4 separate regions of the Homo sapiens genome follow, and all the other regions are linked to region 1. A link is a loop called in an ENCODE intact Hi-C map of the cell type or tissue named here. Cell type or tissue: mammary epithelial cell. All regions are shown on one strand.

Region 1 (8,000 bases):
GAACATCCTAGATTTTCATAAAGCTTTATAATTTATAAAAAGCATTCAGGATTTTCCAATACGTTCTCTCATTTGAGGATCCTTACTTTAGAGATGGGAGAACAGAGGGGCAGGGAAATTGAGTGTGTGATTTCTCGTTCAGAATTAGATATATGCACATACATCTTACATATCTCACACTCCCTACATTTTCTTGAGTTTAATGTGATCAGTTACACTAGTGCTGGTTTAATAACAAGCAAATAAACTGCTGACTTGTGTGTTTCTGTTACAGTATTTATGAACAATGCGTTAAAACACTGCCATTCTCCTTTTTTTTAATTTATACTTTTGGATAACCTTCAAAATGTAGAAATAGCACCTTCAGATCTGTGTTTTGTTCAATCTGATATGCATGTTCATTGTTTTATATACATAATACATATATTGAGAGAGTGAGAGAGCTATTCCTTTCCATGATACTGTTGTGAAAAGTAGTTCTAGGCCAGGTATGGTGGCTCATGCCTGTATTCCCAGTACTTTGGGAGGCCGAGGTGGGTGGATCACTTGAGTCCAGGAGTTTAAGACCAGCCTGGGCAATGTGGCAAAACTTTGTCTCTCCAAAAAAATACAAAAACTAGCCAGGTGTGGTGGCATGCACCTGTAGTCCCAGCTACTTGGGAGGCTGAGGTGGGAGAATCACTTGAGCCCAGGAGGTTGAGGCTGCAGTGAGCTGTAATTAAGCCACTACACTCCAGCCTAGACAACGGTGAGACCCCGTCTCTCTACCACCAAAAAAAAAAAAAAAAAAAAAAAGGTTCTATCTACAAAAACTCAAATTTGCTACTTTATATATTTACTTATTTTCTAATAATTTTTAAAATGTAACTCATGGACCGGGCATGGTGGCTTATGCTTGTAATCCCAGGACTTTGGGAGGCTGAGGCGGGTGGATCACGAGGTCAGGAGATCAAGACCATCCTGGCCAACATGGTGAAACACCGTCTCTACTAAAAATACAAAAATTAGCTGGGTGTGGTGGCGGGCACCTGTAGTCCCAGCTACTGGAGAGGCTGAGGCAGAAGAATCGCTTGAACCTGGGAGGCAGAGGTTGCAGTGAGCCGAGATTGCACCACTGCACTCCAGCCTGGGGTAACAAAGCGAGACTCCGTCTCAAAAACAAAAAACAAAACAAAAAAAACAGTGACTCATTATTGCTTGTTTTAAATTAAAGCACTAAGCTCTGTAAAAATATCTTTGTGCAACAACAAAGGAAAAATAAACTCTAGGAAAGAAGAGAAGCAATGAAAGCTAAAATTAGGTTAATCAATATTTTCAACTTATGCATGAAAAAAGTTTGAATAGATGGATAGCTGCAAGTCATAATGAAATAATTATAGAATCTGTGATGGGTAGTATGGGTATTCTCTACACTGTTTCCATTTTTCTAGATATTTGAAAGTTTCATAAGACTATCCTTTTAATACTAAAAGCTCAACGGTTTTCTCTTTAACTTTATAAGCCTTAATCTTTTAATAATTAGATATTTTTATTTTCTTTCTAGGACTCTCAGCATGTCAGTTCTGTAACCCAAAACCAAAGTAAGTAAATTTGAAACTGCTTATTGGATTGGAGAACAAAGCATAGCTTTTACTGTTTAACGTAAAAACATTAGTAAAAAATGCCCCAGCAGAGATGAGGCCTTCCTATGTTGAAAGAATAGGAAAGGAGAACAAATATAAAACTATTCTTTATGTGGGATTTAAAATTGTTGACCAGGCGCAGTGGCTCATGCCTGTAATCCCAGCACTTTGGGAGTCCAAGGCAGTTGGATCGCTTGAGCCTAGGAGTTGAAGACCAGCCTGGGCAACATGGTGAAACCCTGTCTCTACAAAATTAGAAAAATTAGCTGGGCTTGGAGTCATGTGCCTGTGGTCCCAGCTACTTGGGAGGCTGAGGTGGGAGGATCACTTGAGCCTAGGAAGTAGAGGTTGCAGTGAGCCAAGATTGTGGCACTGCACTCCAGCCTGGGAGACAGCACAGATCCTGTCTCAAACAAACAAAAACCAAAATAAGATTGTTGCAAAGAGTTAATAAAGATGTTTTAGTGAAATACTAAACAAATGCAGTGTGGTATTACTGACACATAGTAGCTGTACCAAATGTGACTCTCACAGCTAGGAATTGTATACAACAGTAGATTGGAGTGTGTCATTCTTGTGTTTTAAAAAACAAAACTAAGAAATTTTTATAAGGAATATGACATACAGTTTGTCTAGCCCCACTATATTTGTTTGCCATGTAATTCTTTTTCAGCCTGAGGGTTAAATCTGCCCTGCAGCTAGTTTTTGTAAATAAAGTTTTATTGGGACATAGCTGCACCCATTTATCTAGTATTCTACAAAGTATAGCACAAAAAACCTAAAATATTTATTGTCTGGCCTCTGTAGATAAAATTTGCTGTTCCCTGCTGTAGAGATACTGAATAAGATCTTGCAAAGAAGTCATAACTAAAATTTCCCCAAAATGCAGATAAATAAACCCGACTATATTGCTACAGTATTGTATGAGTAGCTAGGTAAAATTAACTGAAATGGATGGCTGCTTGGGAAGATTGGGAAATCTTTTTTCTCCACATCTTGGCAGCTAGCCCAGACCAGTGGAGTGTGCACAGGTCTGAAGGCAGAACACCAGCTCAGCCGTGGGTGGGGTTGCTATGCACCACTCTGCCCCCACCTTCGGTCTGCTTGGGTTGCTGGTCATGCAGGTGGCATGTCTTTCACGGGGTTGCTCATGGTTTGTTTTATTGCTAACTCATGGTTTAGAAAGAACCTTTAGTCCATTAAACCATTTGATTTCCCCTTTTAGCAAAATATAGTTGAAGATGAACTGATAAGCACTTTCTTGGCCAGGGATGGATCATCCTCTTGCCCTATGCAGTAATGTGGGTCAATTCCTTGTTACTCTGATGAGAAATTGTCCAACATTGGTGGGTCTCCTGGAGGTCCTGGCTCACCAGCTGCTTACCCCCACATCTTTTATGCTGCTGTCACTTTATTCTGCTATTCCGGCAGCCTTATTTATCTTTGTGAGAATGTGACCTGAAAAAGAGGGATCTAGTTTGTTGCATGTAGGATGAAGAGGATGGTGGGGTATGGATGGATATAGCTTTCAGTGAAGAGAAGACAAACATTTCTTAAAGTATGCCCAGCAAGTCAACTCTGATTTCTTCAACACTTGATCTTATGGTACTGGTACATAGGTTTTAGAGTCTCTGGAGAGGGGAGGTAGGGGGATTTTACTTGGATGCCCTAGTGTTATATGTCCACAATTGCAAAACCCAGACCCTGTGGAATTTAGAACCCAGGCAAGATGATCGTGTGGAGTCCCTGTGAATGGTCTGAAGAGGAGGGGCCTCTGCCCCTCTCGTTTGGAGTCTTGGTCCTAGCTTTCTAGACAGAGGGGAGGCCATTTGAAAATATCATATAAGAGCTGCTGCCACCATGAGGGCAAAGTGACTAATTGCAAATATGCAAGGGTCTCCACATGACATTTGTGGGAAATGTCATTCAGCCCTGCCTAAAAGGTACCCATGTTTCTTTTTCACTTCCAATTCTGTTTCAGGTCCCTATTACCTCATGTCTAGACAAATGCAGCTGCCTCCACACGTAACATTTCCTGCTCCCTTCTAAGTTATGCCAGGTAGCACTACCAGAGTAATCCTTCTGAGGAATCACTGTGTCATGTTCCTGTTTAGATCATTGATGTGTCTCATAGCCCAGCAAATACAGTCATAACTTCCCATCCTGGCCTTCAGAGCCCTCTGAAATCTGCTTCCGCCTGTTTCAGTGCTGTCCAGCACAGATTCTGCACCTCAGCCCTGCCCTTTCCAAACTCAGACCCTCTTCTTCTTGTTTGTTCCCACTGTCCTCTCTCTCTTGCCAGCATCACTCTGCCAGAATCTTGGCTGTCCTTTGTGATACAATTCATTTTGTTCTTTCTTTAATTTGCTGCCTTTGGTATTACCAAGAGAGCAACCATTCTGTGATTTCCCAGGGCAGTTAATTTATGTATTGACTTGTGTACTTAATCTCACAGTGCCTTGGATTATAGATATTTATGGACCCGTTTCATGTCCCTCAGTCAACAGTGAGCTCTCTGAGGACAGGGCCAAATGCCTTAAACATGTTGGTATCTATGAGGTAGTCTATAAATAGCTGCTGAATGAATGAATTGCAGGTGGGGAGTTGAATAATGAAGGGACAGGTGGGATGGAGAGCACCTAGGACAGAGCTGTCTAAAGAGAGTGATAACAAATCACTAATATCTTTGTAAAGTCACATGGGACCCAGGGCGCTGGGAGCATAGCCCTGGCAGAGTGCTTCCATGTGGGCCTCCACCCCTGTCAAGGACAGGGAGGTCTTCCAACAGGTAGGTAAGTTCCTGGCGTCATAGGTAGGGTATGCTGCAAGCAATGATTTTCAGTGTTTTTGGCCTATTGAGAGGTTTTTGATTCTGAACCAAGCATTCTCTCTAGAAGTAACATAAATGTCATCTTATAATGCTAAGATTGTACCAAGTGCAGTGTGTTTAGGTAAAAACTGGGGACCGACATAAAAGAACTCACAACTAAGGATCTTGTAAATATGTGTCATTGTGCTGCTTTGATGTTTCTCTCCCCCACAGAACAATATGATACATCTTCAAAAACTCACTCAAATTCTCAGCAAGGAACGTCATCGTAAGTGAAATGCTTTTTGTGTATTAAAATTTTGTAGTATGAAATTGTAATGTCTCATGTCAATGCATTGCTTAGATTTTTCTGCCTTTATGTAATGACATTAATAAGACTGCTGCATTCTAAAGGGAAGAAAGGGCCCACATTAATTTTTTTTGCTTGTTTGTTTGAGATGGGGTCTTAACTCTGTTGCCCAGGTGGGAGTGCAGTGGCATGATCTCGGCTCACTGCAATCTCTGCCTCCCGGGCTCAAGCGATTCTCATGCGTCAGCCTCCTGAGTAGTTGGGACTACAGGTGCCCACCACCATGCCTGACTAATTTTTGTATTTTTAGTGTAGAGAGGGTTTCACCATATTGGCCAGGCTAGTCTCGAACTCCTGACCTCAAGTGATCCGCCTGCCTCAGCCTCCCAAAGTGTTGGGATTACAGGCGTAAGCCACTGCACCTGGCCTAATATTTGGATTAAGTCCCCCTGTTGAAGGTCTATGTACCATTGGAGAGTTTGGTAAAAGGTCTTCTTGAGGGGGAAAAAGGGTTTTTGAGCCATTATTTACATTTTAACTCTGGGAATAGAAGGCCTTTGCTTTTAAGATGTCATTCTTTAATAGCTTTAGCTGTTAGAAACAAGTTTTGGGGGATGTGCACAATTGAAGATTTTCCGCCCTTTTTTGGCCTAATTTACTAATAAAGAGCTAATCTTATTGCCCAGCTATTCTTTATTAAGGCCAGTAAGTCCAGAAATATTTTGGGTTATGGGAACGTTTTAGACTGCATATTAAAGATTTTTAAATTGGCATTTTGACCCAATTTGTCATTTCTTGATGGTATTGAACTCTTACTACTTTACTTTCATATGACAGGAGCTGGTCATAGGGACTAAGTGAGGAGGCCTTCCTCCAGTATCTGATCTGTCACTAACTCTGTGTTGCTAGTCTCAGGATTTCAGGTGGCCCAGGAGTTTAAGCTCCAACTTTCCTTTAGTTTTAGGCACAATATTTGTTCCATGTATTTTGGAAGGTGGGGATTGCTATGGATTATTTAAAAAACTATATATTGAGCTGGAGAGGTTATTTTATCTCCTCGCCATGACTAAATGTGGGTCTGGGTTAAGTGTTTGTTTCCCAAGTGCCAATTCCTTAATGTACTTTGTGAAATGAAGGGAAAAGGAACAAGAAGACGAGGTGTTTTTGTTTTTTTGGTCTGAAAGATGGGTTTTGTGCATGTGGTAAGAATGTATTTTATTTGTGATACTGGTAGATGATGAGGTTTTTGTTTTTGTTGTTTTTAATGCCTTTTGCTGGGAAAGTAAAATGTTACCTTTTGTTATTCCCTTTTTTTTTTTTTTTTTTTTTTGGAGACAGGGTCTTGCTCTGTCACCCAGGCTGGAGTACAGAGGACTACAGACTACAGGGACACACCCGGCTTTTTTTTTTTTTTTTTTTTTGGTAGAGGTGGGGTCTCCCTTTGTTGCCCAGGCTGGTCTCCAAGTCCTGGGCTAAAGCAGTTCTCCTGCCTCAGCCTCCCAAAGTGCTGAGATTACAGATGTGAGCTTCCACACTTAGCCTCTTTTTTTCTTTTTCTTTTTCTTTTTGGAGACAAGGTTGCTTTGTTGCCTAGGTTGGAGTGCAGTGGCTCTTCACAAACCCAAATAGCACACTGCAGCCTCAAACTTCTGGGCTCAAATAATTCTTTACCTCAGCCTCCTGAGTAGCTAGGACTACAGGCACAGGCTACTATGATGCCCGGCTCCCCTTCCCTTTTGCCTTTCACCTTTTCTTTTTTTCCTTTTTAATTTTTACATATTTATGTTTTAACATATTTTTAGAGACAGGGTCTCACTATGTTGCCCAGGCTTGTCTTAAAACTGCTGGGCTCAAGTGATCCTCCTGCCGCAGCTTCCTGAGTAACTGGATTACCAGCACACACCACCACACTTCCTTTATGTTTTTGGAAATTTTACTGGCTGCTAAATTCTAAGACTGTAGACTCACTGACATGGATTACATTTAAGGAAGGAGGAGGTTTGTTAAACCAGTTGATGGCTGGTAAGGAGTAGAATCTGCAGATCAAGGACCACAACTGTAAGAATTCTGTAGAAGCTCTGTAATCTCCCCAGGGTTTTACACCAGGTATTTCTTTGTGATGGTTGGTTGTCAAGCCCTGTAGACCATAAAAGGCCCTGACCATTGTCTTTGGGGCAGCCAGGAAGGGACGTTAAAGCCTGGGTATCCCAACTGACTGTAAGCATAGAGGGGAGGAGCTCTCCCAGGAGTAGAGTGGGTGGAGCAATTGCACCGAAGTTGGGTAGTGACTGTGTCTCTCGCCTGTGGATAGAGGAAGAAAGGCAGCTGGGTCTGATCTACGCCTGACAGGTAGCCTCAGACTGAGCAGGCAAAAGTCACACCCTACCACTCCAATTTCCATCAGCTTTCAGACTTTCAGAGACAGACCATTCCTGTGATGACACTGCTCAGTGAAATGAGTGGTTTTCTTGATAGCAGTGTTAAACCACTCAAATCAGAGGTGCCTGAAAGTAGCTAACAAGTATATCTTGTGACACGTAGTGTTTGCTTTATAAAAACTATTAATTTAGTACATATAAAATTATCTAGGAAAGAATATTTGTGATGATCCTAATAGATTTACAGAAGGTAGAAGTAGGACCTAGTGGAAGGGAGGAGAGGTAAGAGTAACACAGAAGAGAAGTGATACTGAGGCCGAGTAGATAATGAGGGTTGTGTGGACTTGGTGATTATGTGGGGGGTAGACGTGGTGGTATTGATAAGTGCCAGAATGAAATGTATCCTTGGGAAAAAGGAATGACTTTTATGAACTCACTTTTAATGGAGATTAGAAGAAAGTGGTGTCCCAAATTAATTGGCAAATTGCAGTTGTTTCAGATTTTGTGTGGCAAATCTCTTAGTGCTCGCGGGTTGATTTGATCTATTGTCAGCATTAGGCTTCTTTGACATGCAGTTAAGCTATTTGAGTGGCACATAGAGTGCTGGGGAGATATTCTAATGCATTTTGAATATCAGAAAAAAATTATTAATTGCAGGGTCATTTACACTTTGATTTAAAAAACCAATCTAGGTCTTAATGCTTTTTCTTTCAGAGTTATGAGGACTTGGGAATCCTTAGACAAGTGGAATAGGACATATAAGAGTATAAAAGAGAGGCCCAGTAGTAAAGGATAAGCTTGCGAGTGGTCTGTATTAACTCAGATATGGTTAGGGGGTAGCAACGTGGTAGAAGGATGTAGTTGTGAAATTAAATGTAATG
Region 2 (8,000 bases), 190 kb before region 1:
TTGTAGAAGGAATGTTTTATATAGAGGAAAATGCTCATCTTTTTATAATTAAGATTAATACTAAAATTAAAATGAACAGTAAAACACATTACACTTTACAGACATTTGCCATCCAGGACGACTTAAGATCCTTAACATTGTCAACACAAAAAAATACATGGCCTCTGCCACTTCCCCACATGTATTTTAAAATAATACAATTTTCTAGAAGGTGGATGTCCAAAAGAGATCTGGTTTTTCTCACAATGACTATTTCAGTATATCCTTTTGAAATATCAAATTCTTTCTACAATTTCTTCCCCTCTCTCTCCCTCTTTCCCTCTATTTCTATCTCTATCTCTATTGATGTCTCTATACCTATCTCTATTGCTATCTCTATTCATCTTTTTCCCCCCTGCTTTGCTGGCGTCCTACACACATCTTTCTATTAGGTAAGGCTTCACCCATCTCTTCTATGCCAGAAAGTAAGCAAGTATCCTTTTAATTGGTTAAGAGAGCATTGCTGCCACCTAGTGTTAACACTAAAGCACAAGAAGGAATGCAAAAGATCAACACCTAACACAGAAACAATAATAGTGTGGTAACTTTACAGTCATTTACTATGTTTTGAGTACTGGTGAATGTATTTCATATACATTGTCTCAATTATCACACAATAAATGCTACTATTAATTTAGTGGTGGGATTTTAGGAATATTAGAGAAGAAAAAATGGAGGCACCTCAACCACGAATAACTTTTCTAAGGTTACAGGATTTGAACCCAGACTGCCTTATTCTAATTTTTGTGCCGTCCTCATCACACTGCACTACATATTCTCCCAGGACTATAATTAGGGCAAGGTTTTAGATTACACATTTGAAAACAGTTACGCAACTACCCTTTTCAAATATAATTTCTCATGACATACATGTATATATGTATGTGTATCGTCATTCTCATTTCAAAAAGTGACATTTTCTTTCTTTTAACTTAATGTGTAAATCACAAATGCAGCTTACAGTTTTCTAATGACTATTATAAAACTCTCTAGTAATGACACCAATTCTAGGATAACGACAAAACAACACATCTGCAAAAACTTTAAAATCACCAAATAACGGCCCTAAATATTCTCCACCCTTCTGTACTAGTTTCTAATTGTCTCACCTGTCTGGCCACTCCTTTGCTTATTTCTCTCATTCTTCTCGCCCTTAAATTTATGTCTTCCCGTAGTCCATTTGTTCTGCCTCAGTACTCTCAGTGGCTCTGTTCTCACTAATGTAACTATCATTTCTCCTTGGATGGGTCCCAAATCTGATTCTCTAGCCAGCCTTGGCTTCTCTCCTAGATGCGTATCCGTTTGTGGGAACTTCCTACTGGACTATCTTGTTCAGAAGAAAATTTCAACATAACCAAAATGTAATTCATCTCCTACTCCCTAAATCATCTCCTCTGTCTATCTTTTCTATTTCTGGGAATGGCCCATGAGTCTCCTATGAGCCAGGCTTAGAGGACTGGAGTCATTTTTAAAGTATATTGCTGGCCACCTACTCCATGCTAGCCATCATTCTTAGCCACTTTACATGGCATCTGACCCTCACAGATTAAGGGGGAAGAAACTAATACTTTCCCTAGTACAGTTAAGGGGGAAAAATGTTTAAAGGGCTCTAAAATGGCCAGACACAGCGGCTCATTCCTGTAATCCCAGCACTTTGGGGGGTCAAGGTGGGTGGATTGCTTGAGTTCAGGAGTTCAAGACCAGCCTGAGCAACATGGCAAAACCCCATCTCTACAAAATATACAAAAATTAGCAGGGTGTGGTGGCACGTACCTGTAGTTCCAGCTACTCAGAAGGCTGAGGTGGGAGGATTGCTTGAGCCTGGGAGGTGGAGGTTGCAGTGAGCTGAGATCGTACCACTGCACTCCAGCCTGGGTGAATGAGTGAGACTCTGTCTCAAAAAAGAAAAAAAACATACATACATAAAGGGCTATAAAAGTGACTTGTTTATGATTACACAACTAGTAAGTTGTAGAGCCAGATTTGAACCCAGGTCAGTTTTACTCCTGAGCTACCTCCTTTAAGTTCTCTGGATTCTCTCACCCAGCCACAGTTCCTGTATCCACAAAACTCCCATTGTATCCTTACAAAAACATTCATCCACTCACCCATTTTGGTTGCTCTAGAGTGGGTTTCTATACCTTAGACACATTATTGCATGACCAAAACAGACAATAATGGCTGCAGCTAGTGGTAGACTTCTCTACTCTTCTTAGAGGCAGAAGTCACAATCTCCAGGTGCCCTGTTCCTTGGGAGACAAAGCAGGTCAGAATCCATTCTCCTGTTCCAAGATATAGCATGTGATTTACAGCCTAGGATCCTCTGCAGAGCTGGAGTAGTGGGAATCCCTGGCTGGTTCTCAGGCTGGCACCACCAAACCTGCATCTGCCACGGAGCAGCTTATACCAGGAAAGCTCAGCCCCTGACAACTACATTTGAATTCCTCCCTCAGGCAAGCACAAAGCATTAGTTCTAAGTATAGGAAAAAAAAGTATTTCCTTACATATCTTAATACATGAGACCTTTAGGCTGTTACAACGTCACCCTATAAAGTACTAATTAAAGCAAAGGATTTACCTGCTTCAGTTCAATTGAAGTTTCAATTTCATGCTGACTTATAATGTTGCTTTAAAAGTATATCACAGAGGCCAGCCAAAGTGGCTCACGCCTGTAATCCCAGCACATTAGGAAGCCAAGGTGGGTAGATCACTTGAGGCCAGGGGATCAAGACCAGCCTGGCCAACATGGTGAAACCCCGTCTCTACTAAAAATACAAAAATTAGCCAGGTGTGATGGCACGTGCCTGTAGTCCCAGCTACTTGGGAAGCTGAGACACAAGAATCGCTTGAGCCCAGGAGGCAGAGGTTGCAGTGAGCCGAGATCATGCCACTGGCCCCCAGTCTGGGTGACAGAGCAAGTATCTGTCTCTAAATAAATAAAAATATATCATTGGGCCAGGTGCTGGGGCTCACACCTGTAATCCCAGCACTTTGGGAGGCCAACGTGGGCAGATGGCTTGAGCCCAGGAGTTCGAGACCAGGCTGGGCAACATGGTAAAACCCTTCTCTATTTTTTTAAATAAATAATTAAAAGAATAAAAAGAGTATATCATTAGTTTGAAACTAGGAGAAATTAGAAAACTGAGATAAGATCTCTAATTATAAATATTATTTTTGAGTCACATTTTATTGGCTTTTAAAATATATTATAAATGGAACACCTATAATCCCCACTACTCAGCAGACTGAGGCGAGAGAATTGTTTGAGCCCAGGAGTTCCAGGAGGTGGTGCTCTATGATCGCACCTGTGAACAGCCACTGCCCTTCAGCCTGGGCAACATAGCAAGTCCCTGTCTCTAAAAGTAAAAATAAAAATTTAAAATCCCATTCAACTGAACTCTTCCTGAGGAAATGGAGGCCAGAACAAGAGGCCGAGTGCTCTGATAGAAAGTCTAATCACGAAATTCAAGAAATCTGAACCTGCCAGGCACAGTGGCTCATACCTGTAATCCCAGCACTTTGGGAGACTGAGGTGGGAGGATCACTTGAGCCCAGGAGGTCAAGGCTGCAGTGAGCCACGATTGTGCCACTGTACCTGGTCAACAGACTGAGAGTGAGACCCTGTCTCAAAAATAAATACAGAACTTCTCTCGCTGAAGCACTGACCTCCTAATGATAAATCTGTCTGAGGATTTTACTCAATTTTTTTTTGTCTGCTCGCTCCTCTAAAACAAATTATTAATTCTTTCTCAGCTTCTTAGTTTCAAAGTACCAACAATAAGTCAAAGGACACCCCTGCAGTTCATTAGTAGACATTGCAATCTCTGTGCTTTTAATTATATATTGCACATTTGAGAAATGAAAAAAGAGATAAAATAATGCCAGAAATCCCCACAGAACCAAGAGTTGTAGAAAGAAAGACAAAATAAATAAAATAATAACATTTAAAAATTAAAATAATGCCAGAACAAGCTTACGTCTATCCCAATGTTAAGGAAAGTCTCTAAAATGTATTTAAGTAGTCTTATAGAGTCTACTCAGTTTCTAAATCTGGTATTCCATTCTAAATTTCAGGCAGTGCCAGGCACAGTGGCTCACTCCTGTGATCCCAGCACTTTCAAGAGGCAGTGGTGGACAGATTGCTGAAGTCCAGGAGTTTGAGACCTGCCTGGGAAATATGAGACCTTGTCTCTACAGAAAATCTAAAAATATATACATATTAGCCAAACATGGTGGTGCCTGCCTGTAGTCCCAGCTACTCAGGAGGCTGAGGTGGGAAGATCACTTGAGCCTGAGAGACAGAAGTTGCTGTGAGCCAAGATAGTGCCTCTGCAGTCCAGCATGGGAAATAGAGCGAGCCCCTGTCTCAAATAAATAAAATTTCATGAAACTGGACATGTTCAGAATAATACTTCAAATTCCAGAAAATGCTTTACATTTTGCAAAGTGTGAGTCTTTAAAAGAAGACTTGAAACCCCACAAGCAGAGTGTGACAATTAATGACTTTGTAGTAAGTTTCATTAAAAACTAGTACTGGTCTTACAACTCTAGCCAAAATGTAGGTGTGATAGGCAGCTTTTTTTTTTTTTCTGAGACTGAGTCTCACTCTGCCGCCCAGGCTGGAGTGCAGTGGCACAATTTCAGCTCACTGCAACCTCCGCCTCCTGGGTTCAAGCAACTCTCCTCCCTCAGCCTCCCGTGTAGCTGGGACTACAGGCGCCTGCCACACCTGGCTAATTTTTGTATTTTTAGTAGAGACAGGGTTTCACCATGTTGGCCAGGCTGGTCTTGAACTCCTGACCTCAAATGATCCACCCACCTCAGCCTCCCAAATTGCTGGGATTACAGGAGTGAGCCACCGCACCTGGCAGTAGGCAGAATTCTAAGATGGTTCCTGTTACTGGGAGATTTGTATCCCTGGTCCCCAAAATTAATGTGTTGAGATCCTAAACCCCAGTATCTCAGACTGTGACTTTATTTGAAGATAGGGCCTTTCAAAGAGGTAATTAGGGTAAAATAAGGTCACAGGGGTGGGTCCTAATCCAATATGACTGGTGTTCTTATAAAACAAGATTAGGACACAGAAATGCAAGAGCAAAGACCATGTGCATTACAAAAAGGCCAGACCCCTCTTTCTCTGGCCAGGTTGGTTAAGACACACACTCTTGCCCTGACCTTGGCTCCCTCCATGGTTTTGGAATCTAAAGCTGGTGAGTCGAAGAAGCAGGGAGAGTAGAGAAGCTGCCCGCCCATGATGCCTGAAATCAGGCTGGACTTCAACACCAGGATAAAGGCATGCCATAGCTAACAGCACAGTGAGGGAGTCAGATGCATGGGCCCTGCTACCAAACTGCCTGGGTTTGGATCCCTGCACCACCTCTGACAAGCTATGTATCTGATGCTAGATATCCTAGCAACAGACAGGTAAATCTTGGACATTACAATTTTCCTCAACACAGCAGAGTGAGCTGTTCAAATTGTAAGCCAGATCATGTCTGTCTGCTCAAATCCTGCAGTGGTTCCTTTTTTTTTTTTTTTTTGACATGGAATCTTGCCCTGTCACCCAGGCTGGAGTGCAGCAGTGCAATCTCGGCTCACCACAACCTCTGTCTCCTGGGTTCAAGTGATTCTCGCGCTTCAGCCTCCCAAGTAGCTGGGGTTACAGGCACATGCCACCACACCCGGCTAATTTTTGTATTTTTAGTACAGATGGGGTTTCACCATGTTGGCCAGGCTGGTCTCGAACTGACTTCAAGTGAGCCACCTGCCTCGGCCTCCCAAAGTGCTGGGAATACAGGCATAAGCCACTGAGCCCGGCCAATGGTTCTCTTTTCATTCAGAGAAAACAACCGAAGTCCTCACAGTGACCCACAGATCATATCTGATCTCTTCTCTCTGTCTCTCTCACTCACACTCACACACACAGCTTTTATTTATTTTTATTTATTTATTTTTTATTTTTTGAGACGGAGTCTCTATCTGTCGCCCAGGCTGGAGTCCAGTGGCGCGATCTCGGCTCACTGCAAGCTCCACCTCTCAGGTTCACACTGTTTTCCTGCCTCAGCCTCCCAAGTAGCTGGGACTACAGGCACCCGCCACCGCACCCGGCTAATTTTTTTTTTGTATTTTTAGTAGAGATGGGGTTTCACCATGTTAGCCAGGATGGTCTCGATTTCCTGACCTCGTGATCTGCCCGCCTCGGCCTCCCAAAGTGCTGGGATTACAGGCGTGAGCAACCGCGCCCGGCCACACACAGCTTTTATAACCTCCACTCATACCAATCTTCATTTGCTTGCTCTGCTTTTCCCTCCATGACCTTCGTGCTCTTTCTTAAGCCTGCCCAGCATACTCCCACCTGCTATGGGTTGAATTGTGTCCCCTAAAAAGATATGTTGAAGTCCTAACTCCCTATACATGCTATACATGTGAATGTGACCTTGTTTAAAAATAGGGTCTTTGCAAATGACCATCTAATCAGGCCAACTTTGCAGGTGACCTCATCTAATCAGGTTTAGAATAGGCCCTAAATCTAATCTCTAGTGTACTTATGACACATATAGATACACAGAAAGAACACCATGTGACCATAGAGGCGAGCCTGGAGCAATGTGTCCACAAGCCAAGGAATGCTAGGGGTTGCTCACAAGGATCAGAAGGTAAAAGAAATAAGGAATTACTCCAGGTGTGGTGGCTCATGCCTGTAATCTCAGCACTTTGGGAGGCCAAAGCGAAAGGATTGTTTGAGCTCAGGAATTCAAGACCAGCCTGGGCAACGTAGTGAAACCCCATCTCTTTTACAAAAAAATTAAAAATTAGCTGGGCATGGTGGTATGCACCTGTTCCCAGCTACTCAGAAGGCTGAGGCAGGGGGATCTCTTGAGCCCAGAAGATCAAGGCTGCAGTGAGCTATGATCGTGCCACTGCAACTCCAACCTGGGCAACAGAATGAGACTCTCAAAAAAAAAAAAAAAAAAAAAAAAGAAAGAAAGAAAGAAAAAAAAGGGAATGAACAGACTCTCTTCAGAGCCTCCAAAAAAGCACCAATACTGCTGACACCTTGATTTCAGACTTATAGCCTCCAGGACTGGGAGAGAACAAATTTCCATTGTGAATCCCCCAGCGTGGTACCTTGGGAAACTAATACACCACCACCTGCCTTTACCTTAGCTGTTCCTACTACCTGCAACATCCATCTTCCAAACATCCAGATAACTTGCCCACCTCCGTCAAGGCTTTGCCAAGTACCCTTTTCAAAACTGCTGCTTCTGACACCTGTGCTGACAACCCCCTTACCCTGCTCTAATCTATTTCAGCACTTATCACCTTCTAACATCCTATAGTTTATTATGTTTATTGTTTTGATCATCATCTATTGTTAGAATTTGAGCTCCGTAATCATATGGAATCTTTATTTCTTTCACTGAGGACCCTGTATGCCAAACAGTGTAATAAAAAAAAATAAAGAACAGTGAATATCATGAAAGACAAGACAGTGGTTACCTTTGAAGGGAGAGAGGGGGCTGTGATTTGGAAGGTACATGGTGGCTTCTGACTTGCAGGCAGTGTTCTATTTCTTAACCTGGTTAGCAGCTTTAGAGATAATTGCCTTCTCATTATTTGTTAAACTGTACATTTATGTTTATGCATCTTTCCTTGTGTGCTATTTTCACAAGAAAAGGAAGCCTCAAGAATTTTCACATTTCTTCCATGAGGAAAGGGAGATTTATTGCTTTAAAATATTGTTTATAAAAATGTTGTAAGTGGCCAGGCCCGGTGGCTTGGCTCACGCCTGTAATCCTAGCACTTTGGGAGGCCGAGGCCGGTGGATCACGAGGTCAAGAGATCGAGACCATCCTGGACAACATGATGAAACCCCCTATCTACTAAAAAATATAAAAATTAGCTGGGTGTGGTGGTGCACACCTGTAGACCCAGTGTCCCCGTAATCAGTCGGTTCTTGG
Region 3 (8,000 bases), 55 kb before region 1:
CTCCCAGAAAGGTTTTAGGTAGGTGAATAACAAGATCAGGTTTATGATTTTTAGAAAAATCAGTGACGCAGCTTTGTGGAGATGGACAACCCAGAAAGAGGAGCCTCTCGGGGCCACATTCCAAATGAGAAGTGAAGTCCATTTTATTTGAATGTTGGATGCTTCATAGATTTAATACCCAAAACATTTTTTAAAAGTTGGGGAATGAATTAAAGGAAGAAAGCATTAAGAAAAAGACTTTAAGCTTGCTTGTCTACATTCTTAGTTTGTAACTGTAGGATTTTTAATTTTTGTGGCTGTCATGAGAGACTTTCACCAGCCTCATTATTTTGCAGGTATGAGATGTGGTCCTTCAGGGTCAGTTGATAGTGTGACATGAGTGGCCTGGTAATGAGGCCAGCACTCTGGTTGATCCTAGTACAGACCAGAAGAGCAGGAGAAGAGCCAACACGTATCCACATTTCTGATTGGTGCCAAATGAGCAGTGCCAATGAGGCACTGTGCAGCTGTGCTCACCAGGGGCCTTTACAACTAAAGGGGAGACATAAATAACTAGTCAGGTGACAGACTTTATCTCAGGTTAAAAAAATTGGTTTATCTCTGTTGCCATTGTGGAGGGTAATTTCTGTATATCCCCTTGCTTGACTGCTGGTAAGCACTTGACATCAGTCTCAGGGACTGAATTTTCTGAAATTTGTCAGTAACATCAATACGCTGACATTGCATATAACATAAAGACATGTTTTATTAACCCCTAGCTGTAGATTGCCAGACTTTTGAGGTGAGAAGTGATTTTTTTTCACTGGTGTGGTTTGTGTAATTGTTCTATATACGTGCTGGCCTTGCTCACTCAGTACTAGTTTTTTATTTTTAAAATATGTTTGGAAGATGAGAGGCTTGGTGTGCTGCACATGGGAATACATTAGCTCATCTGTCTCCTCTCCCTCTGTCATGCTACTTTTCTGTTGGAGCTATGTATGTCCAACCACACAGTTTTCCTTACTCCCTTAAAAACCAATTGATGAGGAAGACAAGTTCTTGTGTTTTTCTATCTGTAAGGTAAAAAATACCTCTCAAAATAGACTTATGAGATCTATTAAGAGAAACAAAATGGGTTATATTAACTACCCCAGTTAAGAAACATCAGCTACTGGTGTTTGAATGTTAGAACATATTCTCTAATATGGCAGCAAGTATCTGCTTTTTTTCTCTCTCTCCCCTCCCCCATCCCCCCTTTTTTTGAGACGGCTTCTTGCTCCATCGCTGAGGCTGGAGTGCAGGGTGTGACCTGGGCTCGCTGTAACCTCTGCCTCTCAGGCTCAAGTGATCCTCCCATCTCAGCTTCCCAAGTAGTTGGGACTACAGGAGTGTGCCACCATGCCCAGCTAATTTGAGATTCTGCTTTACGCAGATGGATCTAAAATTACTTGCTAACAGTCTAAGACTGAGTTCAGAACCCAAAATCAGTTTTCAGAGCTTCTAATGAGAGTTACTGCAAAAATGATTAACACTCCAGTATTTCTTTATCCCCAGTCTGATGTTGCTATAGTATATGAGGCTCTTTTAGTTTTTAATCAGAACTTTTATACAAATAATAGATGCTTTCTCATTGTGAAAAGAATTTAAAAACAACGTTAACAAAATGCTCCCCAAACCACATCACCACTTAACATTCTGCACCCTAATCCCATGCTGCTTGGTGGTAGGTTGTTTTTGTTTTGAGATGGAGTCTTGCTCTGTCACCCAGGCTGGAGTGCAGTGGCGCGTTCTCAGCTCACTGCAACCTCCACCTCCTGGGTTCAAGCAGTTCTCCTGAGTCAGCCTTCTGAGTAGCTGGGATTACAGGCACACACCACCACACCCGGCCAATGTTTTGTATTTTTAGTGGAGATGGGGTTTCACCATGTTCGCCAGGCTAGTCTTGAACTCCTGACCTCAAGTGATCTGCCCGCCTCGGCCTCCCAAAGTGCTGAGATTACAGGCATGAACCACTGCTCTCGGCCCTGCTTGGTAGGTTTTTGTGAAATGTATCCTTTCAGACCTTTGCTACATATTAATAGGCATACAGAAGTACCTGGCAAGTTCATTTTGAAAGGTAAATTAACATGTCTCTCCTTAGAATTGATGTGACTTTTTAGTCACGTTTGCCCAAGTGTAGAGTCGTTCTCAATTTAAAACTTGCAGGATGCATTTAAGATATGCAAAATATCTTACTGGCTCTGAGTCCTGGAGAGTGTTTATGATGGGTACCAAGAATGTAAATTTCACTGTCATGTATCACCCTCCTAGAGAATGGCAAGAAGTTATGTGGGCAGTGTTTTCAAGGTTGATTTAATTTTGCAAAATGGGGTCACATAAAACTTTAAAAATAAATACTATAATAAATTATAATAAGACTGAGCCTTCTGTGGCAAACAGAAGTGAGTAGCAGAGAGTGCTAATGCATTGAGATAATCCCCTGGGGGCTCTTCCAGGAAAACAACTGACATCGTGCTGTTTTGTCATTGTAGTTGGCTGATATTTTTAATATGAAATCAGATTGTAAGACTTTGTTTTAGGATTAAGTCTCTGATTACTTTCTTTATAAATTTTAAGAATGTTATTCATGTTAGTTATTGAGAGTGAAAACCCTGGGACGATTTAGCTGAGTGATTTTTATTATGAGAAAGTCTCTTACAAATTCTTTCACATGGATGGAGAGACGAAAAAAATCTCCCTTCTTTGAAGCAACATTTTATCCTGCCTTCAGACATGGAGTCACTTTGATTTCTCATGTTTAAATTGTATTTGGAAGTCAAACTAGTATTGTGCTTGGAGGTATGTTGATGCTTTTTCATAAAGCCAATGTGTGAAAAATGTTTCCCGCATGTTAGATGGTAGGAATAGGGGAATGTGGAAACAAAAGGCCAAAAGATGGACTTAGAAAGTTGAGATGTGGCTTTTAAAATGAAAAAGTCACTTACATGGTGTGGAAGAACCCTAGCATCCTGTCTTTTTGCCTCCCTGTTTGTGACAGATCTCTATCTCACCATCCTCTAAGCTGGGATTGCCGAACTTTTGTGTTTATTTGTTGCTCTATCCTTTGTACATTCAAATCAGAATGGCATAGTGCTTCTAAACAGTAATAAGACTTAATCCTTTCCAGAGTTAATGTACACTGTTGATTTTAGGATTTTCCCTTTCCTTCCTGCCAGATGTCTCCATCCTTATGAAGATAAATATATAGGAGAAATCACACTCTGTCATCCAAGAGAGAGTTAAAAATTTAAACTCGAATTCTAGAGAGTTGGTGACATGTATCAGAGGAAGGCCTATGTGAAGTGACCAGTCAAGGGTGATAAATGGGTAGTCAGCTGTGCACAGCCAGCCCTGTGGGCCGTGAGTTGCCATGGAAGCACCGAATGGCATTCAGCAATCCCGCATGACTAACCTAGTTTAGCAGCAGGGCCCATGGGCTCCAGCCTGGGAGAAGGTGCTTACAGCCAGATGATACCAGAGCCAACACACTGCCCCACGTCTCATGCCCAACTTGGGCCTTTCTGTTACTATCTTTTCCTCATCCACATATGCTATTTCCTTTTTTAGTGTGAAGGAAAGAGAAAAAGGAATCACTCTCACTAATCCTTACAGAGTTGTGATTTCTTACATTTTACCACAATATTTTAAACACATCCATCCCTACCCCCAAGAAGCATTTGAAAAGTCAGTAAATGTGCCCTGACAGGCCCCAGCATGGGGTTGACTAAATGACTGTATTGAGGGGCTGAACAGGCAGCTCTGAATTCCTCAGGATTTTCACCACCTTTCTGAAAGTGAGAGCATTCTGGCACGTTTTAGCTTTCCAAAGCTTCATTCAAGCTCTTGTGCTGAGTTAGTGGATTCGGTCAGTGAAACGTCTGTGGCACAGTCCCCCTTTCATGGCTTGAGTGTTTATGTTCTGCAGGTGAGTTTTCACATGTGACTGATCTCACCAGGCACTGGACACTGAAGCCTGTGGTTCTCCCCATTTCTAGTTCACTTAACTAAAATACAAATGTGGAGGAGGTGGCTTGATGAATTCTGTAGAGATCTTTTGATACATCAGGTTGAACCTCAAAGATGGTGGACAGTAGTATATGATCTGAAGGCAAGAACTTGGCTACTGAAAGGAGAATTATTTCCCTATTTAAATAGATTTTTGCAGACTTCCAGTAGAACTCATGGTGTCTGTGGAGTGGTCAGACTTTGCATCCTCCTTCCCAGGGGCACATCAGAGGCTCTGAAACAAGAATTGTAACACAGTTTTTATATTTATTTATTTATTTATTTTTGAGATGGAGTCTCGCTCTGTAGCCCAGGTTGAAGTGCAGTGGCGCGATCTCGGCTCACTGCAGCCGAGATCTAGCGATTCTCCTGCCTCAGCCTCCCAAGTAGCTGGGATTACAAGCACGTGCCACTACGCCCGGTTAATTTTTGTATTTTTAGTAGAGACAGGGTTTCGCCATGTGGGCCAGGCTGGTCTCAAACCCCTGACGACCTCAGGTGATCCTCCCACCTCGGCCTCCCAAAGTGCTGGGATTACAGATGTGAGCCACTGTGACCGGCCCACAGTTTTTATAACTGAAAGAGCAGCTTCATGCCATTGGCCATCCTTCTCTCAAAGGGGTCCTCTGTTAGGTCGTTCCTCAAGGACAGGCCTGTGTGGATCAGTTTAACCAAACATCAATTTTGTGGCTCTGAGATGACCCTGCTGGCGGAGATGATACTAAATTGTTGATGTGTACCTTTTTGAGACTAAAGAAATATGAGTGGTTATAAGTTAGCACACTTTAGCACACCTTCTTTGTCTTCACTGCTTTATTTAACGCAGCCTGACAGCTTTGCTAGCAGAACTGTGGCTGAGAGTATAAGCTTTCTTGCCAGGCATTGGTGAATGTTCAGGTCTACCATTTGTGAGCAAGTCAATCCCCTCACCCTTTTTTTTTTTTTTTAATTGAGACAGACTTTGACACTTGTTGCCCAGGCTGGAGTACAGTGGCGCAATCTCGGCTCACAGCAACAACCTCTGCCTTCCAGGTTCAAACAGTTCTCCTGCCTCAGCCTCCGTAGTAGCTGGGATTACAGGCGCCTGCCACCACACCCAGCTAATTTTTTGTATTTTTAGTAGAGACATAGGGTTTCACTATGTTGGCCAGGCTGGTCTCAAACTCCCAACCTCAGGCGATCCACCCTCCTCAGCCCCCCAAAGTGCTGGGATTACAGGCGTGAGCCACCATGCCCTGCTTTTTTTTTTTTTTTTTTTTTTGAGATGGAGTCTTGCTTTGTTACCTAGGCTGGAGTGCAGTGGCATGATCTCGGCTCAGTGCAACCTCTACCTCCCGGGTTCAAGTGATTCTCCTGCCTCAGCCTCCTGAGTAGCTGGGATTACAGGTGTGCGCCACCACGCCCAGCTAATATTTTGTATTTTTAGTAGCCACAGGGTTTCACCACGTTGGCCAAGCTGGTCTCGAACTCCTGACCTCAAGTGATCCGCCCACCTTGGCCTCCCAAATTGCTGAGATTACAGGCGTGAGCCACCCCACCTGGCCGCAAGTCAATCTCTGAGCTAGCTTTCGTTCAGTTGGAAAATGGGGTTAATAATCCCACTCTCACAGGGTTGTTGTGAAAATTAAATAGAAAACTGATGTGATAGTGCCAAAATCAGTGTTGACTAACATGTTAAGTGATGTCATTCCTTGGCCAGGCTGCTGCTGCTGTTATCATTGCTTTTGTATTTTGGTAAGCCCCAAAAAGGATGTGCTGTCTTTTACCCCTGGAGATCCCTTGGAAACTTGTTCAACATACAAGCCTTGGGGCCCATGTCAGGCCTACTGCCTTAGAAACTCTGTAGGTCTCTGTGATCTGTGTTTTGACAAACCCTCCAGCTAACTGACTCAGGTTTGAGAACCTCTTAGCTAATGCAAAGTACCATCTAAAATCAGCTAAGGAGAACTTGTAACTCACTATATTCTATTCGGAACAGTGGGAAAGAATGGCCAGGCTGATGTTGGGATACATTTTTCCTTAACACAGGACTGGAAAAAAAAAAAGACACCTTTATTAAAGTGACAGTTAACTTATAGTTATTGAAAGGTGATTATTGACAGCTGGGCGTGGTGGCTCACGCCTATAATCTCAACACTTTAGGAGACTGAGGTGGGTGGATCACTTGAGGTCAGGAGTTTGAGACCCGTGTGGCCAACTTGGTGAAACCCTGTCTCTACTAAAAATACAAAAATTAGCCAGGCGTGGTGTCGGGTGCATCTAATGCTATCTACTCGGGAGGCTGAGACAGGAGAATCACTTGAACCCAGGAGGCAGAGGTTGCAGTGAGCTGAGATCACTGCACTCCAGCCTGGGCGACAGAGCGAGACTCCATCTGGAAAAAAAAAAAAAAAAAAGTTGCTACAGAGTTTGTGAATCATGTAGGGTATTTGCCGCCTCCTAAAATTCCCTCATTAAAAAATTTTCCCATCTGCCCCTTCCTTGCTTACACCTTGGTTTAAACAGTGATGTGTATAGGCTCAACAAAGGTTTACTCATGGTATGAATAGTGGGTTTATTTTTAAAATTTCATATTCCTTTATCTCAAAATGGAACCAAGAAAAAGAAAATATTCACAAAAGATTTGCCTGGGAGCTTTTAACAGATCATTCCCTAAGCCATTGCAAATTTGCAGCAAGAAACCAGAAAGCTATTTAATGTGACTGGCAAAACAATTTAGTTGCAAGGAGAAAGGAGGCAACCCAGAGCAGGGGCTCAAAGCCTACCTCTACTCTGTGAACTTCCTGCCTCTTCGGTCTTCCTCTGCCCTGCCCAGGAGCTTTTGTGAGTTCCACCCAAGAGGGAGTTGTTGGACAGTGTGGGGAGAGCAAGTGTCTTTCACAAAGCCTGGACCTCATAAAACTCATCCTACCAGTGATATCCATGATGTCTTTTTTCACCTCACTACTTATAGGGCTTTTAGTTGAAGGGTGATGGTGAATCATAAAAAGAAAATTTGTCTCGAAATAGGTGTAGAATTACATGTCTGCCGATAAAATCTTAACGTGGGTTTAAAAAAATTTTTTTGACACTAATGAAGTAAAACCTTAATTAACTAGAATCCTTAATTTAATAGGATTTCCTCCCTGTGGGAGAATTCTTGATTTTAGAATCACATAGTAATAAACCAGTGTTAGGAATTCTGTGAAAGAATGGCTTAATTGTGTTCTTCTGGTTATTTCTGTGGCAATTTTCAGTATTTTGGAATGAAAATCTGGAAGTATGGGAGAAACCCAACTGATGCTGAAATAAGGCTAATACAAGGCTGAGTTGATTGATTTAAAAATATTTTAGTAATGTAACTTCGTTAAAGGAAAATTGAGTGTGTGGAATTGATGAGAAAATTGAGGACTCTGAGCAGCCTGTTAGTTGAGGTGTAACTGTTCACACCCTCCCTTTTGGATCCTGGACTGAGAATTGCCATTTGGAGTTCCCTTCTCTGAGACAAAGGTAGCATTTATTTAGAAGGGGCGGAGCTCTGCCCTGTGAAGCGGAGCCTAAGGCTGTGAACACTGACTGGCTATAGGGGCTCTGCTGTTTTAAGTGGCATATCAGAGAGGGGAGAACTCCCTTGGTGGTGAGAATAGCCAAGCAGACAAGCACATGCCCATGGTAAGCTTTCCCCACCCGCTCACCCATAGGCCTGTCTTGACTGCTGCAAGGTGCATGCACTGGATAGTTTGGGAGAATAGAAGCTTAGATGCTCAGAGGATGGTTGCCTGCTTAGCTCCTCCCTGCAAAAACTGGCTCAAAGTGGCTATAAAACAAGTTTGAAGGAAAAAGTGATTTCCTAATCAGCCTGCTTACTTGGCTTCTATGGTTATATGCTAATGGCATATGATCTTTTGAACCAACAAGAGGAATTACCAAAATGATAAAATAATTGAAGGAATTGAGTGTCATCAAGTCCAGTGTGCTACTGCCAACTGGAAGTAAGT
Region 4 (8,000 bases), 600 kb before region 1:
CTTCCCTAAGTAAATATCTGATGCTTGGGCATCCTGTATGAATAGAATACACATTCCCTATTCTTCTTGCCAAATAAAAATATTCCTCTATCCTTGTTAGTTCTGCAGCAAAATGGTTTCAGTGTCTAGGCTTTGGAGCTAGACTCCGTGAGTTCAAATTCTTGCACCATCATACATGTGAGCTCTATGACCTTGGCAAGTCACTTGATTTCAGTAGGCCTTAGTTTTCGTATTTGTAAAGTGAGAATAATTTTTGCTTATTTCCCAGGGTGGAGATTAAATGAGATAATTAATGTAAAATATTTAACAAAGTTCTGGGAGCATAGCAGGTGCTCAATAACGGTATATGTTCTCCTGATCTAAAATTACCATGGTGGATGAAATTTCCCAAGGTGACCTTGATTTTTAAAAAATTTGGACTCACTGTAGGACTGTATGTTTTGCTTTTGGGTTTGGGAAATATGCTGACAATACCTATTACTTCTGGAAATGAAGGCACCCAAAAACTGTAATTTAAAAATGAATGGTATGTATGAGGGGTGTTAAAGCAAACTAAATATGGCCTGAGAAGGACTCCGTAATTCTATATTTGAGTCCTTGTGGATGAACTGTAACCTAGCTTAATAGTCAGACAAAATTGAAAACCTAACTTAGTAGTATGCACCTGTGACAAGAGCTGAGTGTTAGCCAATCCCAGTGGCCATACTTCAACCATTCATAGACTGCTGAATGTTCAAACTGCGTTCAAATAAGGCAAACGCTGAGTTGTAACCAATCTCACTGTTTCTGTACCTCACTTCCGATTCCTGTACGTCACTTTTTTTGTCTATAAATTTGTTCTCACCAGAAGGCACCCCTGGAGTCTCTGTGAATCTGCTGTGATTCTGAGGACTGCCTGATTTGCGAATCGTTCATTGCTCAATTAAACTCCTTTAAATTTAATTTGGCTGAAGTTTTTCTTTTATCAGGGGTGTCCTAGTAAGTTATTATTTGTTCAGTCGATCTTAACTCCTTATGCTAGATTAATTTATCTGCACACAGAAAAGCAAATTTTAAAAGGTCTCTCGTATATTCTAGGTAGTTATTCTAGATCCTTTTCTTTATTGCATTTCCCTTTCTCCATTTGTTTTTAGATTTAATTTGGGCTGTCTTTACTTTGTCCTGGATTCTAGAATCTACTCCACTTTGAAATTGGCTTCTGGCTGCTTCAGATGTGATAACCTTCAGGACAGCCTTTCTGTCATTTTGGGCCTTAGCACATTTAGCTCACCCTCCCCCTTCACTCCTACCCTGCCTGGAAGGAAGCCCTATGGTTAGGAAACCCCACTTCCTCATGCTTTTCTCTTTAGTTCTAAGAATCTCCCTGTGAATGGTTGCTATGGTTGATGAAGACACAGATAGTTTTATCAGCATCCCTGCTTGCCTGGAGGTTTTTAAATTGTTAATGTTTTAAAAAAAGAGCATGTATATGTGTTTGTGGTCCCTTCTACCTTTCTTTTTCCAATACCCAAGAGAAGGTAAAGTCTTAAGCCTTTCTTTCCTGAGAGACAGCCCAGCCATCTCCTACCCCACATGATTTCCACTGGGAATATTAAAGGCACTGTAATATCTAGGAAGGAGAGAAATTTCAGGGCAGGGAGGTTTTCCCTATGCTCCTATACCTTCAGCTTCTATGTAAGATGAAAGTAGACCTTAAAAGTTTAGGCATTGGGATATCATCTGTCAGTAGATGGAACTTGCAACTTCTCTTTCCAAGTTCTCTGGCTTCTTTCTCCATGCAGCTTAGTAATGGACATGTAGCCTATACCAGCTATTCACTAGATTTAAAATCCTTATTTCAGATCAACAAGAGGATGCAGCGAGGTACAATCTTCCATGTTTGTGAGTAGGGAGAAGGAGTATTTCACCAGAAAGGGGCAGTGGAAGTCTGGCAGGACAGCAGTACTCTGGGTCCACATGGACAGCATGTTCAGAGCAAGAATCCAGGGAAACTCTAGGTAAACAATGCAACACTCAGCCTCCTTGGAACAGGAGGGGACTGGCGTTCCACATGGGCTGAGATAAGGCAGAAGGCCATGGTCAGGAGAAGGGAAAAGAGCTGGAGGGGATATCTGTATGAGAAGACTTAAAACCTGGAGCTAAGGGAGTGTGAATACTGGGATCCATGACTGGCTTGTTCTTTGTCACCATTACTCTAACTTCAAAAATGCTTCACGGCTGGGCGTGGTGGCTCACACCCGTAATCCCAGCACTTTGGGAGGCTGAGGCGGGCGGATCACGAGGTCAAGAGATTGAGACCATCCTGGCCAACATGGAAACCCCGTCTCTACTGAAAATACAAAAAACTAGCTGGCCGTGGTGGCGGGTGCCTGCAGTCCCAGCTACTCAGGAGGCTGAGGCAGGAGAATGGCGTGAACCTGGGAGGCGGAGCTTGCAGTGAGCTGAGATCGTGCCACTGCACTCCAGCCTGGGCGACAGAGAGAGACTCCGTCTCAAAAAAAAAAAAAAAAAAAAAAAAAAAAAAAAAAAAAAGCTTCACATATTTTATGTATCAATAACTAAATATTTGCTCACTTTTCCTTAAGTTGATCTTGATTCAATCTTAAGGAGTTGGATAACCCGAGCTTATTTCATGGTGTCTTCCCTAAGAAACCTTGGCCTTTTGGTTTATATTAGAATTAAGGTCCAGAAAAAACTAACACAATTTCTTAGAAGTCCAACAAATCACTTCAGACAGAGCCAGACTTTTCAGGGCTGCTCCAACAAGTTTAGGGTATACCTCCAACATGAGGCCTAAAGCGAGTTTGGCTTGGGTTGAGGATGTAGTCCATAAAACAATGATGTTTAATGATATGGTAAGATGGGAGGCATTTATTTACATAGCTGTTATTAAAGGTACTATAACCAATTTATTGGTATTTTAAATGTTTTATTATGGAGAATTTTAAACATACTCAAAAGTAGATAAAATAGTATCATGAATTCCCAGATAACCATCCAGTACCAAGCCCATGGCCAATCTGGCCTATCCACACCTCCATCTATCCCTTCCCTTGAGACTATTTTGAAGGAAATCCTAGATATCATATAATTTCCCTTATAAATATTTCAGGATGAATCTCTAAAATGCAATAGCTTGTCTTTATAACAAAACTAACACAACTGAAATATCATTATCACATCTAAAAATAATTCCTTAATAATATCAAACATTTAGTGTCGACATTTTAATTGTCTCATAAATATTACAAATAGGGGTTTTCCATGGTGCTTATTTAATCAGCATCCAAACAAAGATGAGATATGGTAAATTATTATTGTATTTTAAATATCTTTTAATTTTCATGTTCCATTTTCCTCTCCCTTTTTCCCCCTCTTGCAATGTATTTGTTGAAAAAATGTGCTTTTATGTCCTATGAACTTTCTCAGTCTGAGTTTGACTGACTGATTACATCTCCTTGGTATTTTAACATGTTTGTCCATCCTTTGGGTTTTCTGAAAATTGCTAGCTAAATCTAGAGTCATCATCGGATCCAGGCTGAATTTTTTTGCATATATTAATTTTTACCCAAAAAAACTATAAGAATAATCTCAAGTTTTACCAAAAACTTATTAACACATTTTTTCTATAATTCATGCCAGAAGATATTACATAAACATCAAAAATTTGAAATTTAAAAGTGAACAAAGGGCTTCATTTTTGTGGAAAACAACATACACACTCCATTAACCAAAAATAAACACAAGAAAAGTTCAAAAAAGCCCAAATGCTATAGGGACAACAACTTCAAATTAACCCAAGGATCTAAATAATGCAAAACCTGATATTAGCTACATGCTTTCCAGCCATTAAAATAGAGACTTAGATGTTGAAAACTCTATTTTTGATTCAGAGACGAGCTTTGTGCCCCGGGTTTTGGTTCAGTTTGCCTCAGCTACCACTAGAGGGAGGCCAATATGCATTTGAAAAACCCAAACATAAAAAATTGGCCTGAACCTGGAAGATTTCCATTTTTAAGTTCTTTTTAAAATATCAAACATAGTTCTTATTCAATATTACATATCATTTATTTTGTGTTTTACTAGGAAGCTTCACACTAAATTAATTTTGTATTTGGAATCTGCCTATAATGCAAAGGAAAAATACAGCCCTTTTGTGGCCTATACAAAGTACATGATACAACAGGTACCCCTGAAGTCCTCCTTCACCCCAGATCTTTTCAAGGCATTGAAAGGTACAAGAATACAAGGGGACTATGTCATGGTGACTAGGTTAAGTTTTTTTAGAGATTCTAAGTGCTTTTTAAGAATGCAGTACCCCAACTCCCTTACAAATTACAATTTTAAAGCAATAAACTATAAAACAAGCATAAAGAAATCCAACAAATTTCTATTTTCCGATGACAATTAATTTTTTCTGGTGAGTTAGAGGAGAAATATTTAATTCCCCCCCCACCCAACAAAAAACATTACTCAATACTCCTTTGCTGGAGGGCTAAGCACACGCTTAGTCAGCTTTATAGATAATCCAGATAATCCAGTTCTGCCTCCCATCCTGCAAATAATTAGCTAAAATGTCGGCACTAACTAATCTCTCTTTTGCCACAAAATATGCACATTCCTTATAATGCTTATGCTTTACATTAACCTAGCTCTTTAAGATTTATAACTCATTTTCACATGCTATTTCATTCTATCCTCAAAACTTTATTTTTATGGGAGAGTATTTTTCCTGCTTTATAAGAAACCAACACTCCAAACAATAAAAATTTGTTTACAAAGTTTAGTTATATTTCACATAAACAGGACTCAAATTCAGTGCTTCTAACTTCTAAAACTCAGGTACTTTATGGTTCTACTGATGAGGCTATTGTCAGGAATTTCACTTCCCCTATGAACAATCCTGTTTCTCATTGTCAATGCCTGGAAGATTCTAAAAGCATCAAAGTCACACTTATGCTTTCCATTTCCGTAGACTTGGCAAGGAACTATGCGGGCATGCACTGAATGGCCAGTCTCAGTGCCAAATGGAAAACCTATCCTCAGGCTCCTTGGCTCTGCCAGGTCAGAAGACTCAGAGCACACACTACACTGCAGCTGTTGAGGCCATGGGAAGTAGGACCAATGGAGTGCAGCCCTATGAGGCATATAGAAGGTGCTGAGGTTGGAGTTTTTCATGGCAATAACAAATGTACCTATGATCACTGATCACAGACATCTTTCCCAGCTGGTGGGGGCAGTGGCAAGTCTAAGCCATAAAACCCAGCAGAAATAAAATCTGTCCAGGGCTAAGTGGTGTGCTGATGATTTTTTAACAACCAGCTCTTCTGGAAAGGAGGAAAGAAAGCCCTGGTTTGTAGTTTGCCAAAACTCCCACCATGGCCAATTTCGAGTGTACCAAGCAAGCATCATATCATTAAATATGAAGTTGAGAAGATACGCTAACAATCAGCACTTGCACTCCACTCCTCAGTCCCTATGCCTAGAGCACCCCACTCTGGCTGTGCAAATATTAGGAGCAGGGTTGATTAGAAAACCCTCCATTCCATACCACTATGGAATCTATGGATGGATTTTCCATGAGCACAACTGGCTTCTTGGACCATCCCTTACTTCTCTTCAAGGGTAAAGAATTTATTTATCTAATTGGTGTGTTAGGGAGAAGCAACTGAGCATGCTGAGCTAAGCTCCTTTCTGCCCTTTCTCTCAGGGATCTGTCTGCCTGAAGACAATGTGCTTTCTGTTTTGGCTGCTGTCATGAGATAAAAGTCAGTGGCCTTATGCCACAGTTTTCAGGACAGTCCTGGCATTTCATCCCTTCGACTCTCAAAAGTGTCTTGGTTTGCACAACAAATTATGTGTCACTTTATGTAAAAGGGACTAACCCTGCAGAGCAAGGCCTGGCAGGCAACCAGAAAAATGGCTATTTCTGGTGCAGTCCTAGGAAACCTACTGTTACCACACAACTGAGCCACATTCTTCAATATCACTTTTATTGATAATAAACCTGACATTTTGATCTTCATCGGTTTGATTATTTTATCTAACTCTAGTTATATGCCAAACACAAGGAGTAACAACAGAGCCATCATTTTGGAGACTCTTAAAACTTCATCAAACTGAGTGCCCTGAAAAGTGACTGGTTGTGGCTTTTAGATAAGAAGAAAGTGGAAGTCCACACACACAGAAACAAAGGAGACTAGGATCATTAAGACAATTATCCACAAGCTCCCAAATCTACATTAAGAAAACAAAATACTAAAAATTTTTAGTGAGAGTTGACTCATAACAGCACTGCTATAATAAGAATTTAGAATTAAATTGAGGTGGCTTTATAAACCGTGGGTCACCACCACAAATATGTAGGGTACACCACTCTGTTGCTGCCTAAGCGTATTTAAGCTAGCTACCACTAGAGGGACCCTAATCGCCAAACATCATTTATAGCTAACCTTAACAGCCCTTTTCCTTTCCTTCAGACCCTTGTTTATCTGTATAGATGTAGTTGTGGAACACCAAAGTGGCACTCAAAGAAAGTAAAATAACAAAGTTCTTAATATTTGTGAAGTACTGAAACATGCACTGTTTCAGACTGTGTCTCCAAATTAACCTCTCTTCTTAAAGCTCACCTGACCATAGGTTTAGTTCAAATGTGGAATGGATCATTTGCTTTTTAAAAGCCACATCCAATTATAGAGAATCATAAGTTAATATTCACATCCTTTTGCGATTACAATTGTGTTAAATGAAATACTTCTTTCAAGCAAGTAAGCCATTACTATGCTTTCAAACTCCTCCCAAAATCAGTGTCTGGGGAGTAAGGAGTATGCAAACCTCAGGATAACACACACAGAGACACACACTCATATAGAGCACAGGATAAAAAGTTATACAAAAGGAAAAGTAGCTTTATATTCCAGATTATCACAATCAAACAGTTCAGAGGAGATTTACACTGCCCTGGACCTGCCTAACTTTAACTACCAGCAGCTAAGTTGCAAGCACACCAGGAACCTTGACTTCAGTGCATGACCAAAAACAGGGTGGGGAGTAACACAGCAAGAACATTTCCAGACAATTCTGCTGATGCACTTGTTGGTTCGGTTATTTTCTTGCCAGGGCCACACATACACACCCATAGGCAGTGCCTCCAGGTCACGAAACACACTGGAAATGTGTATATTGTTCAGTCAATATCAATTAGACAAAAAGACAAACCATATAATGCACTATCCAAAGAGGATTTGTTTTTTGCTTTAATCGTTGATTTTGCTTGCTTGCTATAGCTAAGACAACTAGTCACCTACACAACATCTATTCTCTTCTTTTTCCTTAATGATAGAACTTTAAGAACTTTAATTTTATTCCAAGTAGTGATGTATCCAGCTAAAGGACTGCATTTGCCAATCTCTCCTGCAGATAGGGATGGTTGGTAAACAGTAAGTGGGCCTTTAGAGAAAGCTCCTTAAGACAAACAGCTGAAGTATGTCTTTTTGTCCTTTCTGCTTCCTCCCTGATTAGAAGACATATATGATGTCTGTCTGGGATCCCAGCAACCATCTTGGACCACGTGAAAACCTTGGGGATGGAAATCACATGCTATGGATGGCGAAGAAAACTAAAAGCGCCTGAGTCACTGATACCACTTTAGAGCTACCATATAAGCCTCTCTTAAGCCTTCCTTTTATGAAAGAAATATAAAATTCCATCTTGCTGAATTCCTATCTGTGTTACTAGCAATTGAACAACTGATTTGCCAGCCATCTGAATTACCCAGATTGTCTGATAATTGGTCAATACCCACTTCATTTTAGGATATAGAAATAAAGCTTCAAAACTGGCCATAATAGCTATGGTGATTTGATCCTCAAAACTAAAAATTAGGTCACACAATAAGAATAGTCTGAATCCACTTATGGGAGAAGCAGATCAGCTTATTTGAAATCGGGTTGTGCTAGAATACCCAGATCATATGATTCTATTTTCAGTTATTAAGTTCA

The links. A loop is a pair of places that touch in the nucleus more often than their neighbours do. Peaks named below come from ENCODE experiments on the same cell type or tissue, not always from the same donor. Only the 100,000 strongest peaks of a DNase experiment are listed, where the experiment ranks them.
Region 2: it touches region 1 in a loop (13-fold over the local background); 4 of 110 quality-filtered maps call a loop at or near these places.
Region 3: it touches region 1 in a loop (2.3-fold over the local background); 10 of 110 quality-filtered maps call a loop at or near these places.
Region 4: it touches region 1 in a loop (19-fold over the local background); 11 of 110 quality-filtered maps call a loop at or near these places.

What each region holds. Positions count from the first base shown.
Region 1 is chr4:87,090,250-87,098,249 of GRCh38, forward strand. AFF1 (ALF transcription elongation factor 1) reads left to right here. Exons shown (of 21, transcript NM_001166693.3): 7 at 1,544-1,580; 8 at 4,666-4,720. Among named protein-coding and RNA genes, the nearest start is that of KLHL8, 130 kb to the right of the region's middle. In mammary epithelial cell, a CTCF peak has its summit at 3,494 (motif pointing left); DNase peaks (open chromatin) are centred at 2,682 and 3,682; H3K27ac peaks cover 2,403 bases.
Region 2 is chr4:86,895,424-86,903,423 of GRCh38, forward strand. It overlaps a transcript of C4orf36 not described here. Among named protein-coding and RNA genes, the nearest start is that of C4orf36, 7.0 kb to the left of the region's middle. In mammary epithelial cell, CTCF peaks have their summits at 518 (motif pointing left) and 3,335 (motif pointing right); a DNase peak (open chromatin) is centred at 498.
Region 3 is chr4:87,035,610-87,043,609 of GRCh38, forward strand. All of the region lies in intron 2 of AFF1 (ALF transcription elongation factor 1), which reads left to right. Among named protein-coding and RNA genes, the nearest start is that of AFF1, 100 kb to the left of the region's middle. RefSeq lists enhancers at 1,339-1,839, 1,840-2,340, 3,494-4,245 and a silencer at 3,326-3,475. In mammary epithelial cell, no CTCF peak of the experiment used is centred here; a DNase peak (open chromatin) is centred at 3,412; H3K27ac peaks cover 2,230 bases.
Region 4 is chr4:86,492,349-86,500,348 of GRCh38, forward strand. It overlaps a transcript of MAPK10 not described here. Among named protein-coding and RNA genes, the nearest start is that of MIR4452, 46 kb to the right of the region's middle. RefSeq lists an enhancer at 6,326-6,435. In mammary epithelial cell, CTCF peaks have their summits at 3,931 (motif pointing right) and 6,416 (motif pointing right); a DNase peak (open chromatin) is centred at 4,493; H3K27ac peaks cover 907 bases.